3 separate regions of the Homo sapiens genome follow, and regions 1 and 3 are each linked to region 2. A link is a contact called in ENCODE Hi-C or POLR2A ChIA-PET data. All regions are on one chromosome and are shown on one strand. The core of a region is the stretch at or near the end of the contact, and the rest is flanking DNA. Distances in the headings are between cores, read along the strand shown.

What was found. A loop is a pair of places that touch in the nucleus more often than their neighbours do. ChIA-PET counts read pairs that join two places held with the same protein, here RNA polymerase II (POLR2A). Pooled maps may share reads with other maps.
Region 1: a pooled map shows a loop between it and region 2 (9-fold over the local background). The contact joins the promoter of BRD7 here to the enhancer-like site in region 2. A Hi-C loop is called at or near these places in 2 of 50 pooled maps.
Region 3: a pooled map shows a loop between it and region 2 (6-fold over the local background). The contact joins the promoter of ADCY7 here to the enhancer-like site in region 2. A Hi-C loop is called at or near these places in 4 of 50 pooled maps. POLR2A ChIA-PET finds 5 or more read pairs at or near these places in 2 of 52 experiments (CD8-positive, alpha-beta memory T cell and GM12878).

What each region holds. Positions count from the first base shown.
Region 1 is chr16:50,367,085-50,370,864 of GRCh38, forward strand. BRD7 (bromodomain containing 7) reads right to left here and starts at 1,904. Exons shown (of 17, transcript NM_013263.5): 1 at 1,642-1,904; 2 at 1,006-1,214. The coding sequence starts at 1,690. RefSeq lists silencers at 1,293-1,802, 1,833-2,082.
Region 2 is chr16:53,455,617-53,460,051 of GRCh38, forward strand. It overlaps RBL2 (RB transcriptional corepressor like 2), which reads left to right. Exons shown (of 22, transcript NM_005611.4): 9 at 3,835-4,001. Among named protein-coding and RNA genes, the nearest start is that of RBL2, 23 kb to the left of the region's middle. Within about 2 kb of position 2,220, at least 6 of the 41 ENCODE cell types and tissues checked have a DNase peak (open chromatin) inside an H3K27ac peak, as active enhancers do; they include GM12878, where a contact is called at or near this core.
Region 3 is chr16:50,264,287-50,268,694 of GRCh38, forward strand. It overlaps ADCY7 (adenylate cyclase 7), which reads left to right and starts at 2,265. Exons shown (of 26, transcript NM_001114.5): 1 at 2,265-2,394. RefSeq lists enhancers at 162-341, 1,409-2,002, 1,948-2,037.

The DNA of each region.
Region 1 (3,780 bases), core at 654-3,153, 3.1 Mb before region 2:
ATGGAAGAGAAAGCTCCTCTTGTATATATAAACATAAGAAAAATTACATAACTAACCTATGAAAATTTACCTTCACAATAATTGATGTAATAAGTCGTTCAGTGGCAGGTTAAATTTGGAAAGTTAATAACAGTAATAACAATGTTATTATTATTAGAGACAGAGTCTCGTATTATTGCCCAGGCTGGAGTGCAGTGGTATGATCATACCTCACTGTACCTCAAACTCCTGGGCTCAAGGGATCCTCCCACCTCAGCCTCCTGAATAGCTGGGACACAGGTGCACACCACCAGGCTCTGGAAATTTTTGTAGTTTATTTTGCAGAGGCAGGGCCTTGCTATGTTGCCCAGGCTGGTCTCGAACTTCCAGCCTCAAGCAATCCTCCCACCTCGGCATTCCAAAGTGTTGGGATTACAAGTGTGGGCTACTGGGCCCAGCCATTAATTATTATTTTGCCCAGCTTTCAAACCAAGATGGTAGCTACTCATTCTTTTCTGTTAAATGCAAATGGTTAAGAATATCAATCTCCATTACAGGTTTCTGACCAAATTTTCTCAACACACTACAACACTGTTTTAAAAGATTTAAAGTTGCTCATTACAGATTTGGCATTATAATATTTATTTCAGAACAAACTTTAAACCCCAGTAGATCCCACTCGCTTCTGAAATGACTATTTTTGACAATCCTTGAACACTGAGGCTTTCTTGAGCATGACTTTTTACCCTGCCTAGATGGAAAAACCATTCTTTGAAGCAGCTCCTCAAAATTTGGACTTAGCTGCTTCCTCACCTGATGTGCGAGTACAATTGCCTAAGAGTATAATCCAAAAACGACTTGCTGAAACTCATAGATGATTCATGTCTCTATTCTGTCCTGCTCCTCCTCAAACGAGCCAGATCTTAGAGGCGTTTGTTTTCCCCAGATACAAAGAAAATAAAATGAGGTTGGCACCTGGAAGAGGCAGTGCCGTCCGCAAAGCCAAAGCAATGTAACCACTTGTACCTTAACTCTTCTCCGTTTTCTCCCCTTTTCTTCCCCTGGAATCTGCTTCTCTCCTTTCTTTCTCTTTTTCCGCTTTCTGTCCTTGTGTTTGTCATGATCGTTTTTGTCTTCGAAGAGGCTGGAGTCGTGCCCCGAGCTGCCCGTGGAGAGTTCGGTGACTTCGTTCCCTCCTACTTTGAGGACCAGCTTCAAGGGCTTCTCTACATACTCTTAAAAAAAGAAAAGAAAAGAAAGGAAAGCGCGTCGATTAAAATCGGGGCTCTCCAGGGAGTGCTAAGGATGCAGAGCGCCAAGGCGCAGCAAGCCCGAGGCGGCTTTGGGCGCTCCGCGAAGCACCTGTTGAATGACGGACCCCGGCCCGGGGGTGCGGCGGCGCCGCCCGCCCCGAACGCTCCCAGGCCTCCCGGGCCCGCCTCACGTCTCCCCACCAGAGACCCACCGGACCAGGGGGACCCGGGTTCGAATGCCGCGGCCGCACGGGGGGCAGCGCGGCCTCCGGCAGGACGCGCCCCCTTCGCCGGCCTGGGCCTGCCGTGGGAAGGAAGGGCCCCGGGCCGCCCCGGAGCCACTGGGAAAGAGCGGAAGCCCGGCAGAGCCGCCGAGGGCCCGCCGCCCGCACCCCGGCCCCCTCCTCACCCTCGTAGAGGTGTTTGTCCGACTTGTGCTTCTTGTGCTTCTTGCCCATGTCCGACCGGGCCCCGGTGCCCGCCCCCCGCGCCAGGCCCAGGCCGTGCGGCGCCGCTTCCGGTCCGGGCCAGGCGAGCGGAGGGCGGGAGCGGGGCCCGCGAGACCCCGCGCCGCGAGGCAGGGGGGCGGCGCGCGCCGGGCGGCGCGATGCCCCTCTCGAGAAGACGGCGCGCGAGACCCGGCCGGAGCCCGAGAGCGGCGGCGGGGGGGGCGCGCGGCCGGCGCAGAGGCGGGAAAGAAGGCCCGCCGCGCGCACAGGGTGCCGGCGGCTGCGGGTGGCGGCCCCTGGCGACCGGAGGTGGTGCTGCAGCTCGCGGGCCGGGGGCGGGGCCGAGGGCGGGGCCGGGGCGGGATCCACCGCTCAGACTCTCGTCTTTCTTCCTTCCTCCCTTTCCCCTCAATTTGTCTGTCTTGTCTCTGTCTCTGTGTGTCTCTCCCTCCGTCTCCACTTCCCTCCCTTCTTTTTACTCCCTCCCTCTCTTTCTTTCTCTTTCCCTTCTTCCCTTCCTTCCTCCTTCCTTCCTTTCTTTCTTCCCTCCTTACTGCCTCCCTTCAAGCCTTCCTTCTCTCTTTTCTTCCTCCCTCATCACCCTTCCTTCTCCTCTTCCCGTCTCCTTCCCTCTTTTTTTCTTTTCTTTTTTTCCCCTTCCTCCTTCCCCCACTCTTCCTTTCTTTCCACTTTCCCTTGCTTCTGTTTCTTCCCTTTTACGATATTGACTGAACCCCATACTGGGTGCCAGACCCAGCAAACTCAGCACATTGGTGACTGAAGATTCTAATCTTAAAAAAAACTTATGTGCTGATAGGTGAAGGTTACCAGACGTTTTGACTGTCTTTACTTCTAGCTGTATGGTGCTTTGTCTGTTTTCAGATAAGCTCGTAATTATAGTCTCCTCTTAAGAAAGGATCTGTTATCAGTCATTTATACTTTAGTAACAATTTAGACCCATGAATCACCTCTCCCAGGAAGATTTGTAGCTTTACCTTGAACTTCAGTGGTGAAATTATAGGCTTATATTTTAGGACCCTATTGTTGGCAACTAATAGAAACCAATTTGAATTATTTCAAGTAAATAAAAAGGGATTTATTGGTTTACATGTCTAGAAAGGGCAAGAATAAAGCTTGCCAGAGGGAAGACAGGAACCAAGGATGTAATGCTGTTGACTGGCATGCCAGCTCGCTCTCTCTCTTGTCTCTCTGTATATCGGTCTCCATCTCCCCCCTTCTTTCCTATATGGCTGGAAACATGGCCACCATCTGCTTCTGAGGCCTCTTCTTTATAGTGTCCTGACCAACTGGGAAAAAGATCTCTTCCTGTCAGCTTCACCTGGAAAACAGTCCCAGGGAAGGACTCTGATTGGCTTGGCTTGTGTCACATGTTTTATGGGACAGGGGATGGGAGATTGATTCGGCCTGGATGCCAAATCTACCCCCTCACCCCCTTGGCCAAGAGAAGTGGAGTCTGTGATTGGCAGCTCCTGCCAGACTTCTATGGTTAGCCAGGGAAGATGAGGTTCTTCTAATGAAGAGAGTTGCTTTTTCATGAAAGCTAAAAGTGTGTGTCTATTATTTCCCTGTAACAAGCCTCTCTGGTGTCCGTGAGGCAGAGATCAGGGTGTGGGAAGAGGGGTTGTGTTGGGGAAGAGACCTTCTGCTGCTCTGAAATCAAGCCAGCTAGGCCCCCTAGGCCCCCTAAGCATAGGGCAAAGCTTGGTTTCAGCTTTTCATCCACTGTCTGTAACTTATTTTGCTTTAAGAACCACTATGCCAACTCCCACTGTGGGTCTGGCCTCTATTGTGGCATTGCCTTGCTCCAGGCTCAACCTGTGGGTTTACCTGTCTGCTCCTCATTACCCTGGGTACCTCCTTGGTACTTACAGTGCCTAGCACAGTGACTACTACTGTCCAAATGCCCCTCAGAGGAAAAAGGTCTGGTGAACTCATCCATACTATCAAGTTAGTAATTTCCCTACCCTCTCAAGAGTGATTCTACATAGGTCACAAAGTGGTCACATCAATGGAAAGTGAATAAGAGTACGTAGCAGAAAACACCTCCCAGAAAAATGTTCCTGGAAGTGGAAGCCCAA
Region 2 (4,435 bases), core at 970-3,469:
TGAAGAAAATAGAGTAGTAATACAAAATATTGAGGGGAGGGGAGAATGGGATGGGTGGGCTGTGGTAGGTAAGGTGGTTGGGAACGGTGTCACACACCAGAAGTAAGTGAGGAAGCAAGCCATATGAATAGCTGGGTAAATGTATTTGAAGCTGAGAGCATAACAAATGCAAAGCCGTGAGGTTGGAACAGGATTAGCTTTTTGGAGGAACAGTGAGAATGCTAGTGTGGTAGGAATAGAGTGAGGGAAAAAGTGGTAAGAAGTGACGGGAGGCCAGGTGTGATGGCTCATACTTGTAATCCTAGCACATTGGGAGACTGAGGCAGAAGACTGCCTGAGCCCAGGAGTTCAAGACTAGTCTGGGCAACAAAGTGAGACCCCGTCTCTACATAAAATATTAATACAAAAAATAAGCTGGCCATGGTTGTGTCCACCTGTGGGCCCAGCTACTTGCGAGGCTGAGTTAGGAGGATTCGTTGAGCCCAGGAGTTCCAGGCTGCAGTGAGCCGTGATCGCGTCACTGCCCTCCAGCCTGGGTGACAGAGCAAGAGCCTGTCTTTAAAAAAAAAGAAAAGAAGAAGAAAAAGAAATGCAGGGAAGAGGGAACAAGAGAGCCAGACAGACCGTGTAGGCTTTGGAAGCCATCGTAAGGACTTTTGCTTCTGCTCTGATTGAGGTGAAAGCCATTAAGAGGGTTATTAAGAGGAGTGACTGATTTACATTTTTAAAGGTCTTCTGGGAAAGTGGGATTAGAGGCAAGGGTGGAAGTAGGGAGTTAAGAAGCTATTGGAATGATTCTGGCAATAGTTTATGGTGGCTTGCTTCAGAGAATGGTTTGTAGCTGGGCCATATTTTGGAGATGGCACCCACAGGATTTACCGAGGGTTTGTATCTAGGGTATGAGAAAAAGAGAACAGTGATGTCTCCAGTTGGGTGAATGATATAAAAGCTAAAATCCTGACAAGTGCCTGTAATGTTGTAAGTTATCTGGCCCTGGCTCTCTCTGAATTCATCTACTTTCCTCCCTCCTCACCCACTTATGCCACATTAACCTCCTTTTTTGTTCTTCAGATATGCCAGGCATGCCTGCAACACAAAGCCTTTGCCTTTGCAATTCCCTCTGCCTAAACTGTATTGCTTCAAGAGACTCATGTGGCTTCCTTCTCACTTCATTCTGGTCTCTGATAACCCAACTGCTATGTCAATAATAACCACAACATCCTCCCCAACCCTCAGGACTTCTTTTCCCCCTGACTCTGCTTGCTAGTGTTTCTCTTCGTATTTATCACTGTCTGACAGTAAGTAGGGAGGTAGGTAGAAAGAATTGTTTATTACCTGTCTCCTTGCATTAGAATATAAGCTTCACCAAGGCTGTGACCAGTGTTGTATGCAGCGCTTGGCACATAGTAGACATTCGGGGAACATTTACTACTGAAATTTATTAAGAGGGAAGAGCAAGTCTGGGGGAAGGGGAATCAAGAGTTAGGGTTATTAGCATGTTAAATTAGAGATGTCTTTTAAGCATCCTAGTAGAGAAGTTGAATAGACAGTTGAGGTATACAAGACCGGAGTTCACAGTTCACAGTAGAGGTTAGGGGTTGTGTATATATGTCCTGGGGTCATCAGGGTGGGTACAGATAGCTTTTTTTTTTTTTTTTTTTGAGATGGAGTCTCGCTCTGTCACCCAGGCTGGAGTGCAGTGGTGCAATCTCGGCTCACTGTGACCTCTGCCACCTGGGTTCAAGCGATTCTCCTGCCTCAGCCTCCTGAGTAGCTGGGATTACAGGTGCCTGCCACCATGCCCAGCTAATTTTTTGTATTTTTAGTAGAAACGGCATTTCACCATCTTGGCTAGTCTGGTCTTGAACTCCTGACCTCATGATCTTCCCGCCTCGGCTTCCTGAAGTGCTGGGATTATAGGCGTGAGCCACCATGCCCAGCCGTAGATGGCTTTTAAAGCTATAAAATGAGGAGGGATTACTTAGAGGTATGAATTGAGAGAGAATACAAGAGGACTAAGGACAAAGCTCAGGGTCACTCCAAATTTTGTAAGTCTTCATTTGGAGATGGAACATCCTAATATTTTTAAGATACCGACTTAATATTTGCACCCAAGTTAAAGATTCCTCTTGATCAGAATGAACAGGAAGCTTTAAGCTAAGCACAGTGCTACCAAGAAGCACCATGTTGACCTTGAGGACTCTGGCAGGAAGCTGTTTGTGGTTGTCACACCTAGTTTCCTCTGTGAAACTACTGCTGCCTGTGGGTGATGTGGTTATATGCTGCTGGCTGCTGTTGATTCTCCTGTTTGTGTACAAGGTGTTTTTCCCTCCCAGTGCCTCCCAATGTAGGCATCGGTTCATGCACAGTGAAGTAGTTGGCTGCAAGAAACCTTGTAAGGCAGGGAGCAGCCTTTTGAATGCAATAATCTACCCAAATCATTTTATTGACTTAATTATAGAATGAATTTCTTTGAAACAAAGTGAAAGTCTTAGTTGTATTACACTTTAAGACATAGAGAAAACATGTAGGTTTGTTTCTGTATACAGTAAATTTCTGTGCTTTTCTATATCTTATGAAACTTGAATAGTTGGCTCTGTTGCCAGGTGAAAGTTTTGCTAGGTTTTTTAAAAAATTAGAATAAGTACATTTAATACACAGGGAAATTTTATCTTGAATATTAAAAGACATTGTTAAGCTATCTTAACCTTTCAGAGTTTATTTGAAAAATCAGAAAGATGTTTTACTGGCTCCTTTGACACCAAGTCACATCTTCTCCATATTTATTGTCAAGAATGTTGACTTTAACTTATTTCTCTGAAGACCTGTCTACCTTAGGGGGAGAACCTGTGATAGATTCTGGTAACCAAAGGTAGAGGAGGGGCAGGAAGACCAATGAAGGCTGTTCTGCATCAAGTTGCCTTTTTAGGGAATGTTCAACTTATTATCTGTCTCTGAAGCAAATTTGAATATTTGGATGGTGGGTGTATTAATTCATTTTAACGCTGCTGATAAAGACATGCCCAAAACTGGGAACAAAAAGAGGTTTAATTGGACTTACAGTTCCACATGACTGGGGAGTCCTCAGAATCATGGTGTGAGGCGAAAGGCACTTCTTAGGTGGCGGTGGCAAGAGAAAAATGAGGAAGAAGCAAAAGTGGAAACCCCTGATAAGGCCGTCAGATCTCGCGAGACGTATTCACTATCACAAGAATAGAACGGGAAAGACTGGCCTCCATAATTCAATTACCTCCCACTGGGTGCCTCACACAGCACATGGGAATTCTGGGAAATACAATTCAAGTTGAGGCTTCGATGCAGACATAGCCAAACCATATCAGTAGGCTTTTGTTAAATCATGGATTTTTTTTGGAACCAAATTTAATCACAATTTTCTTTTATCTTTGAGTGTCTGCAAAAATAGCAGTAGATGGGAATTGTGAAATTCTGTTTCTCAGAGCTGAGAATAATCTTAATTTTTCAGGTGAGCAGAATGCTTATCTTTGCCTCCGAGCATAAGTTTTACAAGAGGGAATGTAGGGAGCTGTACCTTATTTTAGAGTTTTAACTTTTAAGAGACAAACTTTTAGTTAGCTAAAATACAAATTATTCTTTCACACCTTCGTCTTCACATGGATATTGGCGGCTCTTAATGCTGTTATGTTTAAATTCCAAGAATGGTGACATTTGAGTCACTAAAATTTATTGATATTGTAAAGATAAAGTCTTACTGGCTTGAAGTCCCATTTGTGAAGTGAATTAAAGTCTTTCTGGCCTAAAATAATGTTCTTTAAAAAATGTTTATTAATTCTGTGTAATTTTTTTTTTCTTTAGTCCAAAGCACTTAGAATCTCCACACCACTAACTGGTGTTAGGTACATTAAGGAGAATAGCCCTTGTGTGACTCCAGTTTCTACAGCTACGCATAGCTTGAGTCGTCTTCACACCATGCTGACAGGCCTCAGGAATGCACCAAGTGAGAAACTGGAACAGATTCTCAGGTTAGTTTGAGCCCTGTCTGCTTTCTAAGATTTGGTTATTGACCATTTTCCAATTTCCTATTCTTTCATTATTAATGCCTTAATTCACCCATGAATAATTTTTTATCAATTGTATACTCAGTCCTGTTGTGAGTCTATAGAGGACCTAGCAATAAGATGTATAAGTGGAAGATCTTCTTTCCTTAGATTTCTTTAATATAATACAAGACACAGTAACTAATAACACCAGACAGTGTAGAGTAAAACACAAAAGTGTCTTATTGCCAACTGTTCTTTCAAGATTTCAGGGAGTGGTGAGGTGGGGGCGGGGGGAAGCTCAGTGATGATGGGAATTGTCAAAGGACTTTATGAAGAGGGTTGAACCTGAGGTAAGTTCTGAAGGGTGACTCAGATTTGAAAAGATTAATAGAGTTCCACATGTTCATAAAGCAGGA
Region 3 (4,408 bases), core at 1,015-3,514, 3.2 Mb before region 2:
GTGTGTTAGCAGTGATCTGTTCCTTTTTACTGCTGAGTAATTTTCTGTTGTGTGAATATATGAAAATTTGTTTATCCATTTACTCATTGCAGGATGTTTGGGTTTGCAGTTTGACTGTTAGGATGAAAGCTTCTCTGAACACTTGGATAGAAGTCATTTGTGGACACATGTACTCATTTCTTTTGGGTAAATACCTGAGATTGAATTGCTGAGTCATTGGGGAAGCATATGGTTTGCTTTTGTCCACACTGCCAGGCAGTTTTCATCATGGTGGCTCCATTTTACATTCCCACTAGCAGTACATGAGAGTGAAGAGCTGCTTCTCCTCCTTGTCAACACTTGGTATTTTCATTTTAATTTTAGCCATTCTAGTGGTACAGTGGAATCTCTATATGGTTTTAATTTGCTGGTGGCTAATGATGTTGAGTATCTTTTTCATGTGCTTATTGGTCATTTTGGCATCCTCTTTGTTGAAGTACCTGTGTAAGTCTCTTGTTCATCTTTTAATTGGGCCATTTGTCTTTTTCTTATTGGTTTGTGGGAGGTCTTTTTTTTTTTTTTTTTTTCTGAGACAGAGTCTCACTCTGTTGCCCAGGCTGGAGTGCAGTGGTGTGATCTCGGCTCACTGCAACCTCTGCCTCCCAGGTTCAAGTGATTCTCCTGCCTCAGCCTCCCAAGTAGCTGGGATTACAGGCTCATGCCACCACGCCTGGCTAATTTTTGTGCTTTTAGTAGAAACGGGATTTTGCCATGTTAGCCAGGCTGGTTTCAAACTCCTGACATCAGGTGATCCGCCCACCTTAGCCTCCCAAAGTGCTGGGATTACAGGCATGAGCCACCATGCCAAGCCTGGGAGATCTTTATATATGCTAGGGAGGAGTCTTTTGTCAGTCATATAGGATGTGACTTTCTCCTAGTCAGTGGCTTGTCTTTCCCCTCTTTTGATGATGATGATGTCTGTTCCTTCTCTGCTCTGGGACATTTGCTAGGGAGACATTTGCTGATAGGAGGGCGACCCTGATGGGGAGGATCCCCTGAGGTCTCCCACTCCCTCCTGTGGCCTCTGGAGCAGCCTGGAACCCTGTGTGAGTCCTATGCCTGTCTCCACCAGATGGCAGACCTTAGATCACCTGCTAGTTCCCTGCATGGGGCCTGGCACAGAGACAGCACCTAACATGTTCAGTTCCTCCTGATCAGTATGTGTGGGATGTCTACTCTGTGACCAGCTGGGGCTGGACGCTGGGGACACAGCTGTTGATATTACAGCTGCCCTCCCATCTCTGCCCTCCTCAAGGATATAACCTAGGAAAGACAGACCAGCAACCAGTGGTCACAGCACAGAGGTGCTGTGATGGAGGAAGGTGCAGGGGTTAGAAGACCAGAAGAGGGGTGTCTGACCCTGGATGTGGGAGGTGGAGGAGGTACACCATTGCTTTGAGGAGCTCGTAATCCCAGGATGCCAGTCACATGCTCAGAAGGGCTCCCTGAGGACCAGGTGCTGCTGTGGCCAGCGGGCTGGAGGCCTCCCCCTCTGTTTTGGGAGTCTCCACTCTCTCCTCTTAGCCTCTCCTGATCTGCTCCCTCGCCACTGAGCGCCCCATGATCCCAGTGGGGAAACTGAGGCCTGGCATAGCAGAAGGGGTGCTGGGGTTTGATTCCCAGCCTCATGGTGCCCAGGGATGTTGGGGGCTCTCCAGGGACTCTGATTTTGGAATAGGAGCCCCAAGGATGGGCCTGCCCCTGCCCTGCTCCCAGCATGGGAGCGTAGGTGAGATGGAGAGGCAGTGGGCTGGGCTGGAAGATCTTTGACCTCTCCTGGGCCCCTCTCAGAGGTGGACGGGGCCACCTTACTACATAGATAGGGAAATTGAGTCCCAGGAAGGCGCGGGGGGCCTGTCTGTGAGCGTCAGAGCCCACAGGAGGCTCAGGCCAGGCCGCTAATTGCTAATTGCTCACTAAGGATGCATTTGCTCCCCACTTTGAACAGTTGTCTTGGGGCTTCTAATGGAGGTTTTTGGTGCTTGTTTTATTATTATTTTTTCAAAATTGTTCCAGCTTCAAGCTTCAAATTTCCATGAAGTCATTGGAGCCCGACAGCTCCCAGGCCTGGCAGCTCCCAGGCTGCGGAGAGCAGCACTGTGGCTGGGGGAGGGGGCCCTGCACACCCCGAGAGGCTGGGCTGTGGGCTGTGCCTTAGCCTTGCTGCCGCCGCCGCCGCTGCTGCCGCTGCCGGAGCAGGAAGTGGTGGGTCCCAGATGTGACTCACTCTCATTAGGTAGCGTGGAAGGAGCCTTCGGATGGGTGAGCCTGGGCGCGTCTGAGGAAGGGCAGGCGGGGGCCGGGCCACCTCCCTGCAGACCCTGGCCGGCTGCTGGGGCCGGGGAGGAGAGCCAGGTAAAAGTGGGGTGTGGGGATGGAGTGTCACCAGTCCTAGTGGCTTGAGCCCCAGGGGACGGGGCTGGACAGTGGGTGGGAAGCAGCTCACCCGGCAGCCTGGCCTGGGAGTGCACTGGGCAGGGTCTGGGCTGGGGGAGTAGGAGGCTCCGTGAGCCTACTGGGCAGATGGCTGGGAGAGGCGGCCCTTCAACAGGGGACCAGAGGCGACTTGTCACTGGCTTTTCCCAGCCTGACAAGAAAGTGCGGTTGTGACCACAATGTTGTACATGTGGCCCGTTCCATCTGGAATTCTAGGAACCACAGACTCTCAAATGTCCACACTCCTTCTCGAGGGTGTAATTTTACATTTACAAGCACACATGACTTTTCTCAATGAAAGGAAACATTGGCAAGGGAAGGCCAATTCAACTAATTTTATGAAATTATAAAACAAAAAACAAACAAAACCTCTGAAAGGAGTGCATGCCTGAGGGTCAGGAAACCAAGATGCCTCCAAAAAGCAGACTGGTTTCCCTTTCCCTGCAATGCCTCTCCTCTATCCCCCAGGGACCGCATGGGCCATCTGGAGTGGGTCTTTCTGGAGCGGGTCTTTCTGGAGCTTTCTATGCATTCATCTAAACATGTATGTACAGAGGGTGAGGCAGTTGCCTCTTCTCTGTGTCATCACATCAGGGTCAAGGGCAGGGACATCTGTGGCTGGGGGCTTCCTCCCTGGACAGCCATTGCTGGAGAGGAGAAGGGAGGGCCGGGAGGGGGAAGCCAAGGGCCTGGAGGTAGGGGCCAGGCCGAGCCACCTACGACAGGGGCCCTGGGTCCAAGGCCTGGACGGGCAGCCAGTGTGGGCTGGATGTGTCTGGAAGGGCTATGTGACCGTGGGCCTTCACTAGCATCACCATCTTGCAGATGGAGGCTGTGAGGGGTGGACTCAACACCAGTGTTTCTCGGAGTGAGGACCGGGCTGCCCAGGGAATCACAGGGGGTTCTAGCCTGTGTGTGGAAGGACATGTTTAAAATCTAAGTATTTGTCTTGGGGAAAAAAAAATCTGTAAATAGGACATTGCCATTGTGACATCATGACTGTATTATTGTCTTAGACGAGGCCAAAGGAGACATAAAAGTGACAAGCCAGCCAATTTGAGAGGAAGTGCCAAGTGCCAGCCCTGCAGGAAGTGCAGGAGGCTGAGGGGGCTGCAGCTCAGGAAGGCGTTTGCTGCACAGCCTTCGCTTCCCACCCAGTTGTCTGTCTTCCCACCTCCAGAGGCCCTGGGTTCCCAAGGTTTACCTGCAGCTCCTGGTGCAGAGTGTGGGGGAGGGGAGGCTCTCAGATTGTTCCAGATTCTGTGGCCCTCAGAAGGGCAGGTGTGAGCTTTGTGGAGGTAGCGTCTCCGGTGGTATTTTCTTTCTTTCTTATTTTTATTTATTATTATTTTTTGAGATGGAGTCTCTGTCTGTTGCCCAGGCTGGAGTGCAGTAGTGACCCTCTTGGGTCACTGTAACCTTTGCCTCCTGGGCTTAAGCCGTCCTCCTCCCTCAGCCTCCTGAGTAGCTGGGACTACAGTTACCACACCACTACACCTGGCTAATTTTTGTATTTTTAGTAAAGTAAAGACGGGGTTTCACCATGGTGGCCAGGCTGGTCTCAAACTCCTGACCTCAAATGATCCATCCACCTCGACCTCCCAAAGTGCTGGGATTATAGGTGTGAGCCACCACCCCCAGCCTCTTTTCTTTTTTTAAGACAGGATCTCACTCTGTCACCCATGCTGGAGTGCAGTGGAGTGGTCATAGCTCACTGCAACCTTGAACTCATGAGCTCAGGCAATCTTACCGCCTCAGCCTTCTAAAGTGCTGGGATTACAAGCATGAGCCCGACGCCCAGCCTTCTAGTGCTGTTTTCATGAAAGAAGCAGCTGTTTACTAGCAGCTGTTTTCCGGGTGATGAGGGTGAAGGTGGTATTGCAGAACATCTTTGCCAGGAGTAGGTCTGGGAGGTTTGCTTGAGGGCATGGAG